Linked DNA regions of Homo sapiens: region 1 is linked to region 2. Evidence: read pairs that join two places in POLR2A ChIA-PET (ENCODE). Cell type or tissue: MCF 10A. All regions are shown on one strand.

What was found. Peaks named below come from ENCODE experiments on the same cell type or tissue, not always from the same donor. Only the 100,000 strongest peaks of a DNase experiment are listed, where the experiment ranks them.
Region 1: POLR2A ChIA-PET joins it to region 2 with 22 read pairs; 15 of 35 experiments call an interaction of 5 or more read pairs at or near these places.

Annotation. Positions count from the first base shown.
Region 1 is chr12:46,355,638-46,360,637 of GRCh38, forward strand. It overlaps SLC38A2 (solute carrier family 38 member 2), which reads right to left. Exons shown (of 16, transcript NM_018976.5): 16 at 2,551-5,000. Among named protein-coding and RNA genes, the nearest start is that of SLC38A2, 15 kb to the right of the region's middle. In MCF 10A, no CTCF peak of the experiment used is centred here; a DNase peak (open chromatin) is centred at 1,984.
Region 2 is chr12:46,258,207-46,263,206 of GRCh38, forward strand. The region is part of intron 1 of SLC38A1 (solute carrier family 38 member 1); the gene reads right to left. Among named protein-coding and RNA genes, the nearest start is that of SLC38A1, 8.3 kb to the right of the region's middle. In MCF 10A, no CTCF peak of the experiment used is centred here; a DNase peak (open chromatin) is centred at 3,055.

The DNA of each region.
Region 1 (5,000 bases), 97 kb after region 2:
CCCGAGTAGCTAGGACTACAGGTGCCCGCCACCACGCCCGGCTAATTTTTTGTATTTTTAGTAGAGAGGGGGTTTCACTGTGTTAGCCAGGATGGTCTCAATCTCCTAACCTCTTGATCTGCCCACCTCAGCCTCCCAAAGTGCTGGGATTAGAGGCATGAGCTACCGCGCTCGGCTGTGTTGGGGATAAATTGATTAAAAGATAGATGTCTGTTCCTATGAAGCTTATAGCTGTTGTGGTGGGGAAGTCAGAAAAAATGTGATTTGAGGAAGCAATCAACCATTGAATTGGGGCAAAGTCATAAAAGAAGGTTAGTGTCCTGCATGGAAGCCTAGAGAAAAGAAATCCAAAGAAAATAAATGTATCAATATCTCTGGACTGTTTCATTAAACATTTTGGGGGTTGCCTTCTTAGCTAGGGTTACCAACCATTCCCAGTTTGCCTGGGACTGTGGTTTCCAGGATGCAGGACTTTCAGTGTTAAAACAGGACAGTTGGTCCCAGTTTTCTAGCCTATTTCTAGTGCATGACCATTGTACCTCTCCTCTGAAAACTATTCTGCCCACCATATGGGTAGGTCCTGGCAGCTATTTGTACTGTGTTACCCTGCCCACCAAACTACATTTGAGATTAGGGTGGAATCTTGACCCATTACTGGCCGATTTGTATTGAGAAATTGAACTGAAAACAAGAAGCTCAGAATCTAGTTGCATAGTTCTATAGTGAAATTTCACACATTTCTGTCATTGAGGTCTCTAAAACAAAGACAGTTTTTGATTTTTGGAAGCTGTTTATCTTTTAATTCTCTGAGGCATCCCAATCTTTTAAGGAGTTCTCTCCATCTGCCATTCTTGCTTAAACTAATTTAAACGGATTTTTTTGTTATCAGAAATTTGACTAAGCCAAATGTCCAGGTGTATTTCTAAATTTCTACGTCAAGACAAACAGCTCTGGTTCTTTATTTAGAAATGTTCCTAGAATATTCCTTAAGCTTAATGGAAATCTCTCTGGAATAGCTAGCTCCCTGGTTAGAGTACCGTATTTTTATATTCAGTGGACATGTCAACCCAATTTCTTTCCTTTCTCACTCCCTTCCTGCCTTCCTTCACTCCCAATTTTTTTTTTTTTTTTTTTTAACAGGGTCTCACTCTGTCACCCAGGCTAGAGTGCAGTGGCATGATCACGGCTCACTGCAGCCTTGACCTCCCTGGGCTTCCAAGTGGCAGGGACTACAGGTGCACACCACCTGGCTGATTTTTGTATTTTTTTGTAGAGATGGGGTTTCACCATGTTGCCCAGGCTGATCTTGAACTCCTGGGCTTCAGCAATCCACCCTCCTTGGCCTCCTAAAGTGCTGGGATTAGAGGCATGAGCCACCACGCCTGGCTTCACCCAGTATATTTCTAATTGTAGATAAATAAATTTGCATTCTGGTTCACTTTGGTAATTTTTTGTATTTTATTTATTTGAGACAAAGGGTTTCACTATGCTGTCCAGATTAGTCTCAAGCTCCTGGGCTCAAGTACTGCTATTGCCTAAGCCTCTGGAGTAGCTAGGACTACAGGTATGTCACCACGACCAGCTGGTATCATTTTTTTCTAAAAAATAGCACATTTGAAAGTGTATGGATTTTGTTAGAACTCGTCTGACACATAACCCTACCCTCTTTCCAATGAGCATGTTAGTTGCATATGGTAGGTGTTCAGTTAGAGCTTGCCTATGAATACTTGAAAATTCCACAAGTCATTCTTCAATTGATTTGTTGCAAATTCTGCTGCCTTTCCTAATCCTTCTCATTTGACCATCATTAGTAACTGCATATTAAGTTTCTTGGAGACGTTTCCTGACTTTGGAACTACCATCAGGCATACTTGACTATCCCAAGGTGTGGTCTTTTCTGTTTCAGCTCTGGTTATTTCATTTCACAAGCCTCAAGCTTTTCGGACTTATCAGTAGGCCATACCTAAACTAGCCTGTGTATCTTAGTAACCTTCCCACTTCCACTGTTGCTCAAGTAAAACCATGCTGTTACACGCACCAGCTTGTCCATTAATTCCTCTTTTCCTGTGACTTTTTCACCAAACTGAACATATCCCAACTTCTTTCCAGGCCACTTGATTGCTCCTGGAGTTTGTGCATCATTATCACCCGAGTGGCCTTCTTAAGTAAAAAACCAGATCCTGGGCTACCCTACAGCTGGACCTTTGCAATCAGACAAACTAGGCACGTTTCAGAAAGCTGTGGTTTTAAAAGGCTCTCCAGTTGATTCTGATACATTATTGACCTATTTATTTCCATCAGCAGGGCTGAGCCTGGGCTCTTATGATGCATTTTAGCATCTTCCCCCAACTCTCCAAGACTTTCCATTCCTTCTCACTTTGGAAACTTAGAATCTCTGGGAACCTAAACTTTTTTTCCTGACCATTCATCACAAACATATGGACACCTACTAGGTGCTAGGTACTGCAGTTACAATGCAATTTGCATTAGACACTGCCTATCCCATTACCTGAAAAAAACAAAACAAAACAAAACAAAAAACACTGCTACTCAGGATTAAGCATGTATTTATTTTAGTTCAGTTAAAACAAACATACATTGTTTCATTGAAACGGTGTAGCACTCTTTGCCAACAAGCCATACTAGAATTGTTGGCCTCTAACAGTACAGTGGGGATATTTACACTATATACACAAAGTTAATACACCCAGGTTCTCAAAGGTCTTCCATTACACTAGATCACATTTTATTTCATTACACTAGATCACATTTTGATTACTGCATTTTGAAAATGTATTCCTTATTTAAATTTTAAATAAGAGATCTGAATTTGTACCAAGATTTCATGAAAAAATTTGATGTTGTTTATTGCAAATACAATTTAAACAAGTTTTTTTTAGTGTTTGTACACAATTTGTCAATTTTTCAATATTCAATTTTCTGTACAGGTACTTTTGGGACAATTCTTATAGTTACATAATGTGAATTCATCAAAATGCAGTTAAGAAACTTACAGGAATATATACACTTGAACCCAAGACCCAAACCTGACATTATATACAACCTATTTACAAATACATATGGACAGACAATATATGTACATAGATTATCATAAATATTGAAAAATAGGTTAGCTTTAATGGATTAATGTTGTTCTATAAATAACATTACAGTTGTAACTGAAACATCCACGGAAGACAGTAATGCAAAATGAGGTGACAAGACAGTGGTTTTAATACTGAAGACTGCTCATTAATGGGAATTCATTGTTCAGGAACCTCAAGGTAGACAAGATAGCTCCCAGAAAATCATCCATTGGAATTTTCCCTAGGCACTTGATTTTGAACCTTAAATAGCCAGAGGATTGGAGGAGCTTCCTCACATTAATTTGCTGTAGAGAAAAGAATTTTTTTTCCATTCCTTCCTGGTTGCCACAGTATCTTCTCCCATACAAAAAAAAAAAAAAAAGTCTGTAGAAACAACTCTTGGTATTCCCTGGCAGGTCTTAGATACAAAGTCAGCAACTCTTTCCAGGAGCTCATGCAAATTTGCCAATTCTTGGTCTCAACTAGAGGTGAGGTTCTGCATTCGAATGGAGTGCCTAAAGCCCAATTAAATGAAAGCAGTGCCGTAGAATCTGTCTTCCCACTGCCTTTCTATTTCTAGATGGCCCCCAATTATTTTATCTTCATAGAAACAGACAAAAATGGACCAACGGTTTCACCCAATGTAGCACTACAAGACGTCTTCCAGTTCCATAAGGGTCTTTAATTACACATGTATCTTGTTTGTAAATTTAGTCACATATAATACAAGAATGCGTAACAAAAACCATGTCTCCACATTTCTGGCCCTTGCCCCAAACAACATTTTTAGTTCAAGGGCAAACCTTACAGCCAGATGACCAATTGACAATTCCATTATTTGCTTCCTTCAACCACTTAATGGAATTATGTATATTAGATTTTAGACATTATGCCTGATGAGCGAAGTACCACATTATTTAATAATATATTCACCATACACTGTGACGTACGATAAATGTGCTCTTAAAGCCAAGTTTCAAAGTAATTATTTTCATTTCTAACTGGGATTGAAATGGAAGGGTTGACATGCAGTTGGACCAAAATGACTACTAACACTCAGTTTGCACTGTTTTCCCTAGCTAACCATTTGTTGGATGTAAACAAGTAATTCTACGTTGTACAAGAATGAGATGACAGTCCAGTGCAAATGAGTTTTTATAAAGCTTACTGCATGAGAAACCCAGTGGCCTACGCAAAGAGAACTTATATCATATCAAACATAGGTGTAACCTGTGGATTAGACCTCTACTGTAGACAAAACATGAACACAACTAAGCCATACATTGTCAAGTAATTCACACTTCCAGTAGGTGAGCATTTTGAAAAAGTGTACTCTCTGGACACAATAATTTTGGCCTATTGCCATCAAATGCCCATTTTCCACTGCTGGAAGCAATGTCAAAAAAGGGCTGGCCCAAAAAAAGACCCAGAGCTGTCAATACAACACTGGAGACAGATGCAACTGAATAAACCCTGTTTTACCCAATTGCACTATTTGGTACCTCAAAATTAGTTATTTTATTTCCCACAGAAATATCTGCATTATCTTCCATTCTAATAAGTTGAAGACACAAACATTTCAGTCTGAATGAACCAAATTGTTTGGGGACAGAGAAGAAAAGTGATGAACAGAGTTCATCTGATTTGGTATAGCAATAATCAATCATCTTTTAAGTAATGGTGACGTTTAAATGGAAAAAACTATGCTCCTAATTCATGGTACAATTTTTCATTACATCATTTTCTCTAAAAATTATTTTGGGTAAAAAAGTATTTGGCTTATTATGCCTACAAAAAGGCAAACCATTTCATTATATTAATATTCATTTTTAAATACCAATGACATTATTTTATGGAATTTATTGATAACTGCTTCTGAATAAAGTTCAAAAAAGCAATTTCTTAAAAGTAAAA
Region 2 (5,000 bases):
CTGTACTTTGTGCTAACCTCTTATCTCATTCTGTGACTTAGAATGCTTTAACCATCTGGAAACGCAGCTCAGTGGCTCTCAGCCTCATTTTACTCAGCTCCTATTTAAGATGGAGTTGCTCTGGTTCACATGCCTCTGACAGAAGTAGTTCAGATTTTTGATTTTTTGGATTTTGGAATATTTGCATACATATTATGAGATATCCTGGGGACGAGACCCAAGTGCAAACTTGAAATTCATTTGTTTCATATACACCTTACAAACATACCCTAAAGGCAATTTTACATAATATTTTAAATAATTTTGTGCATAAGACAAAGTTTTCACTGCATTTTGACTGTGACCTATCACAGGAGGTTAGATGTAAAATGTTCTACTTGGGCATCGTGTCAGTGCTCAGAGTTTTAAGTTTTGGACTTTTGTGGGTTTTGGACTTTTTAAAATGTGTTTATTTATTTATTTATTGAGATGAAATCTCACTCTGTCACCCAGGCTGGAGTGTAGTGATGAGATCTCTGCTCACTGCAACCTCCGCCTCCCAGATTCAAGAGAATCTCCTGCTTCGGCCTCCCGAGTACCTGGAATTACAGGCACATGCCACCATGCCCAGCTAATTTTTATATTTTCAGTGGAGATGGGGTTTCACTATGTTGGCCAGGCTGGTCTTGAACTCCTAACCTTAGATGATCCACCTAACTCAACCTCCCAAAGTGCTGGGATTACAGGCGTGAGCCACTGTGCCCAGCCAGGGTTTTGGATTTTTGGATTAGGGATGCTCAACCTGTAATATTGTATTATATATATGGGATTTTTGCTAAAAGAGTGGATTCTAGGTGCTCTTGCCACAAAAAAGAAGTGACCACGTGAGATGATGGATATATTAATTTTCTTGACTCTAGTAACCATTTTACCACGCATATGTATACCAAAACATCACGTTGCACACCTTAAATACATATAATTTTTAAAGCGGAGAAAGTGTTAAGCCTAAGGTCAACAATGGTTCTATAATTCCGGGCCAGCTAGTCCCATAACTGACTGTGTCTGTTTACCCACTTGGGGTTCTTGGATCCTCAGGGTTCATAGATGATAGTGATAAGGATCTAAGAACTAACATGGATCTATATTTCAAAAGGCCTCAAACAGGCTAAACAGGTTAACTAAATGGTGAGGTATCCATACTGTTAGCAAGGCTTCATTAACTTGATGTGATAATCCTAAATTTGATTGGCAATTTTATATACCTTTGAGTAATAAAAATGGGAAATGAATTAATATATTAAAGTCAACACTCAAAACTCATTAAATAGTATACTTAATATCTGGACACTGCATTGCATATAATTTATACTTTAATTAAAATAAAAAATTAAAGCCGATCATCAAAATCTTTGAAAATCTGGGGCTTTTGGAAGGTGGGGAATAATAAAAATGGCCTTTGGTAGTGAAAAACCTGGGAAGCTAGTAAGTGGTCTCAGAAAAATAAGTGGTTTTACTCTCTTCTTGCCCAAGACTAATGGTTTAACCTGTGCTTAAGGTCCTGGCTCTTCTGCTAGGACCTTGTTTCTCTACTTCCTCTCTCTGCCTTCCCTTCTTGACATCCATCATCCTCAGAGCTCTTTATCTGGAACATAACTCTGTCTAGAACCTTGAACTATCATCACACCCCTCTCTTTACTGCTAGCAGTCTCTAAACTACTTGCTCCTGCCACCACTCCCCTGAAATCATGCCTGATTAGGAAATTCTGGCTCCACCACTTAGAAGCTGTGTAGCCCCAGGAAAGAAGGTTAACTTCTCTTTGCCTTAGTTTCCTCATCTGTAAAATGGACTTAAAGCAATACCCATCTGATACAGTCATAAAGATTCCATGACTTGGTCCATGTGCAGCACTTAGAACAGCGTCTGGCCCGGGTTTTGTAAATTATTGTGACCATTGTTCCTGTTTTCTGACTTCTCCCAAATAACTCCACACTGCATCCTCCCAAGACCTTCTTGGTCTCCTCTGCCAGATCCCTCCTCCTCCCAACTTTCTGTGTAGAAGTAGCTCTTTGGGCCTCGACTCTTCTTGCTCCACATATTCCAAATTCTTTCCTTTTTAGGGCTTCAGGGCTGTAGTGTCAAGTTTCATTCTACAAAGGCATCTTTCAGATCTTTCTTCCCAGTCTTTTTCACTTTATAAAACTAGAATTCCTTTGCGTTATGAAATAGGATCTCCCTCATAAATACAACTTGATCATGATCATGCCACTTAACATGTCACATGTTTCTTCATCTGTAAAATGAGAGGGCATGAAAGAGAGGTTATCTCTCAGGTTCTTTCCTTCTCAGAAACATTTCCATAAATTCTTTTCAGACTCCTGCTGCCTTCTGGACTGCTCCATTAGGATGTTTATCATTACCTCAGATTCCACATGCCTGAAGCAGAACGCATCACCTGACCTCACATGCCAGCATTCTATTTCTGTTAAAGATATAATGCACCTTCTCCTTGTCACTCAGACTTGAAACTTGAGTATGGCTTTCATACAACCTCATATCTAATCAGTTGCCAAGTCCTGCCAACATTCCTTCACAAAATCCTTTTCCTTTCCCTTATTCCTTACAGTTTCACAGCCTGAACTTTGCCACAGTCACTCTCCGCCACGCTACCTCCTGCTTCTTGCCCTCTCCCACCTATAGAGGCAGATTCTTCCTGAAAAGACAGTCTTGCACATTCCTCTTTCTGCCTTGCCAATCATAACTGTTCCCTCTACAGGATGAGGTCTAATCTCTAGAACCTCAGACAGCTTTCTCTTTAATTTATGCTCCCACTATATTCCTTCTAATTTTCCATTCCTGCAATGGGTCTACTCTTATGCAGTTTTCTGCTTTGTTCACACCATCCCCCTGATCCTGGACACACCCTCTCCACCTTCCCATGAAGCCTATGCTAACTTAAGTATGACCTTTCTTTCAAAGCCCAGCTTGCTTGCTTTTTTAAAAAATTCAAGCCAACTCTTCTGTGATGCCTTTCTCCAATGACCAACGCAGGCATTGCCAAATACCTCCTGGGGGCAGGGAGAGGGACATAATTGTTCCAGTTGAGAACCTGCTTGACTGTTTACCTGTGATGAATTCTTACAGCAGTTTCGTGTAGATTACTCACTGGCTTATAGCAAGGGGGCTCATATTTCAGTAATCTTTTTATTTACAATTTCAATTCCTTGGGGACAAGGACCATACATCTCAAAGGTCTAGTATATGGTGACAGTAAACACATGTTAACAATAAAAATGAGGACTAAATTTAAAAAGAAAGCTATGATCACCTGCCTGCAGACAATATATTCAGTGAGCATCACAAACACCATCTTCCCATGGAAAACAAAACAAAAATGGGAACATGAAGCAATGTGGATAGCCCTACCTCATAGTTTTCATTAAGTTTACCACCTGATCTCCTTTACATTTGATCTGGGCGTGTGGGATTTATGTAAAAATGCATTTAGTATTGTAAAGAACTATATAAACGGAAGGTATTTATCATTACTGTCCCAGCCACTATGCTTGGAATGTTTAAGAATTCTTGGCATGATTTCTAAAAGTCCAGAGAAGGAGTTGTATTAAAGAAGTGGTTCTCAACTGGGGACAATTGTGTCCCTCTCCCTGCCCCCAGGAGGTATTTGGCAATGCCTGGAGACATTTTGGGTTGCAGTAAGTGAGGGGGTGCTGCAGGCATCTAGTTGAGAAAGACCAGGGATGCTGGTAAACATCATACAATGCACAGGACAGCCACACACAACAAAGAGCTGTCTGGCCCCAAATGCCAGTAGTGTGAAGGGCAAGAAGCCCTGTGTTACAGAAGCTCACAGGGGATGAGTATGGACCCCCTCTTTGTGGGGCATGGAGATGAACCGCTAACTTCCTTGGACAAATTGCCCAGTGCATCCTATCTTAACAGGATCCCAAAACCTGCTCTTAATCGTTCCATAATTCCTCTTGTCTTCAAGTTCCCATATGATCTTTTAAATGTCTGTTATCAACATGACCAGCTTATGATGTTGGTAACTAACCTATCTATATCAGAAATTTTGAAACAATTCCAATTTATTCAAGACAGAAAAAATAAACTCTAAAGTTAATGAAGTCAACCTATAACTGGATATAGGAGGACAGACTGTATATTACATTTAAAAAAAAAACACCAAAAGAATTGAATCTTAATTAATTAGAACAGTGAGTGTATATGAGTAGTGTGAATACCAACAAAATTAAAAATATTTCTTGTCAATTGAAAATTAATGGATTTAAATAATTACTAAAAACTCATGCAGTTGAAAACAGCCTGGAATATTTCAGCCCTTGAGAAAAATCTCTTTATTTGCATATATGTTTTTTGTTCTAAAGATATTTCTGATCAAGGATTGCTATTGTACTAAAAAAGATGGATACAGTTTTGTGTGTTTGTTTTTAAGCCCTAGCTAAGTTATGACTCCTAACAAAATACTCAAGGAAAAACAGAAATAATAAGAACTTTAAAGCATCACAAAGTGCTGCATATAAAGAGGATCATTTATAAAAAGAAATCTTAAAAATAGACTTTTATTTGAAAAGAGAAAATGTAATAAAAGACACTATATAATTCAATACCAGATGATGGTTACAGTCTCAGAACAATTCCTTTCTCCTCTCTGGGTCTCTGTCTCCTCACCTTAAAATAAGAAGATTGGATTAATGGCTGCTCTCTCAAAGACCTCTCCCAGTTCTCTGAATTAATGATTCTATACACTATTTCTTAATGAATCACTTCCAAAGATAAGAAGGTGGACTTGTAGACAAATCTCTTGAATAGTTGCCTTTGTAGGCCAATAGGCCTCAGTTCTAACAGGACATTGGAACAAACTGGGGAGCTTTAAAAAAATAAAAGTGATAAGGGGACACTACACACACAACAGTCTCTGACTTAATTGGTATAGGACAGGATCCAAGCATGGTTATTTTAAACGCTCTCCAGAGGAGAG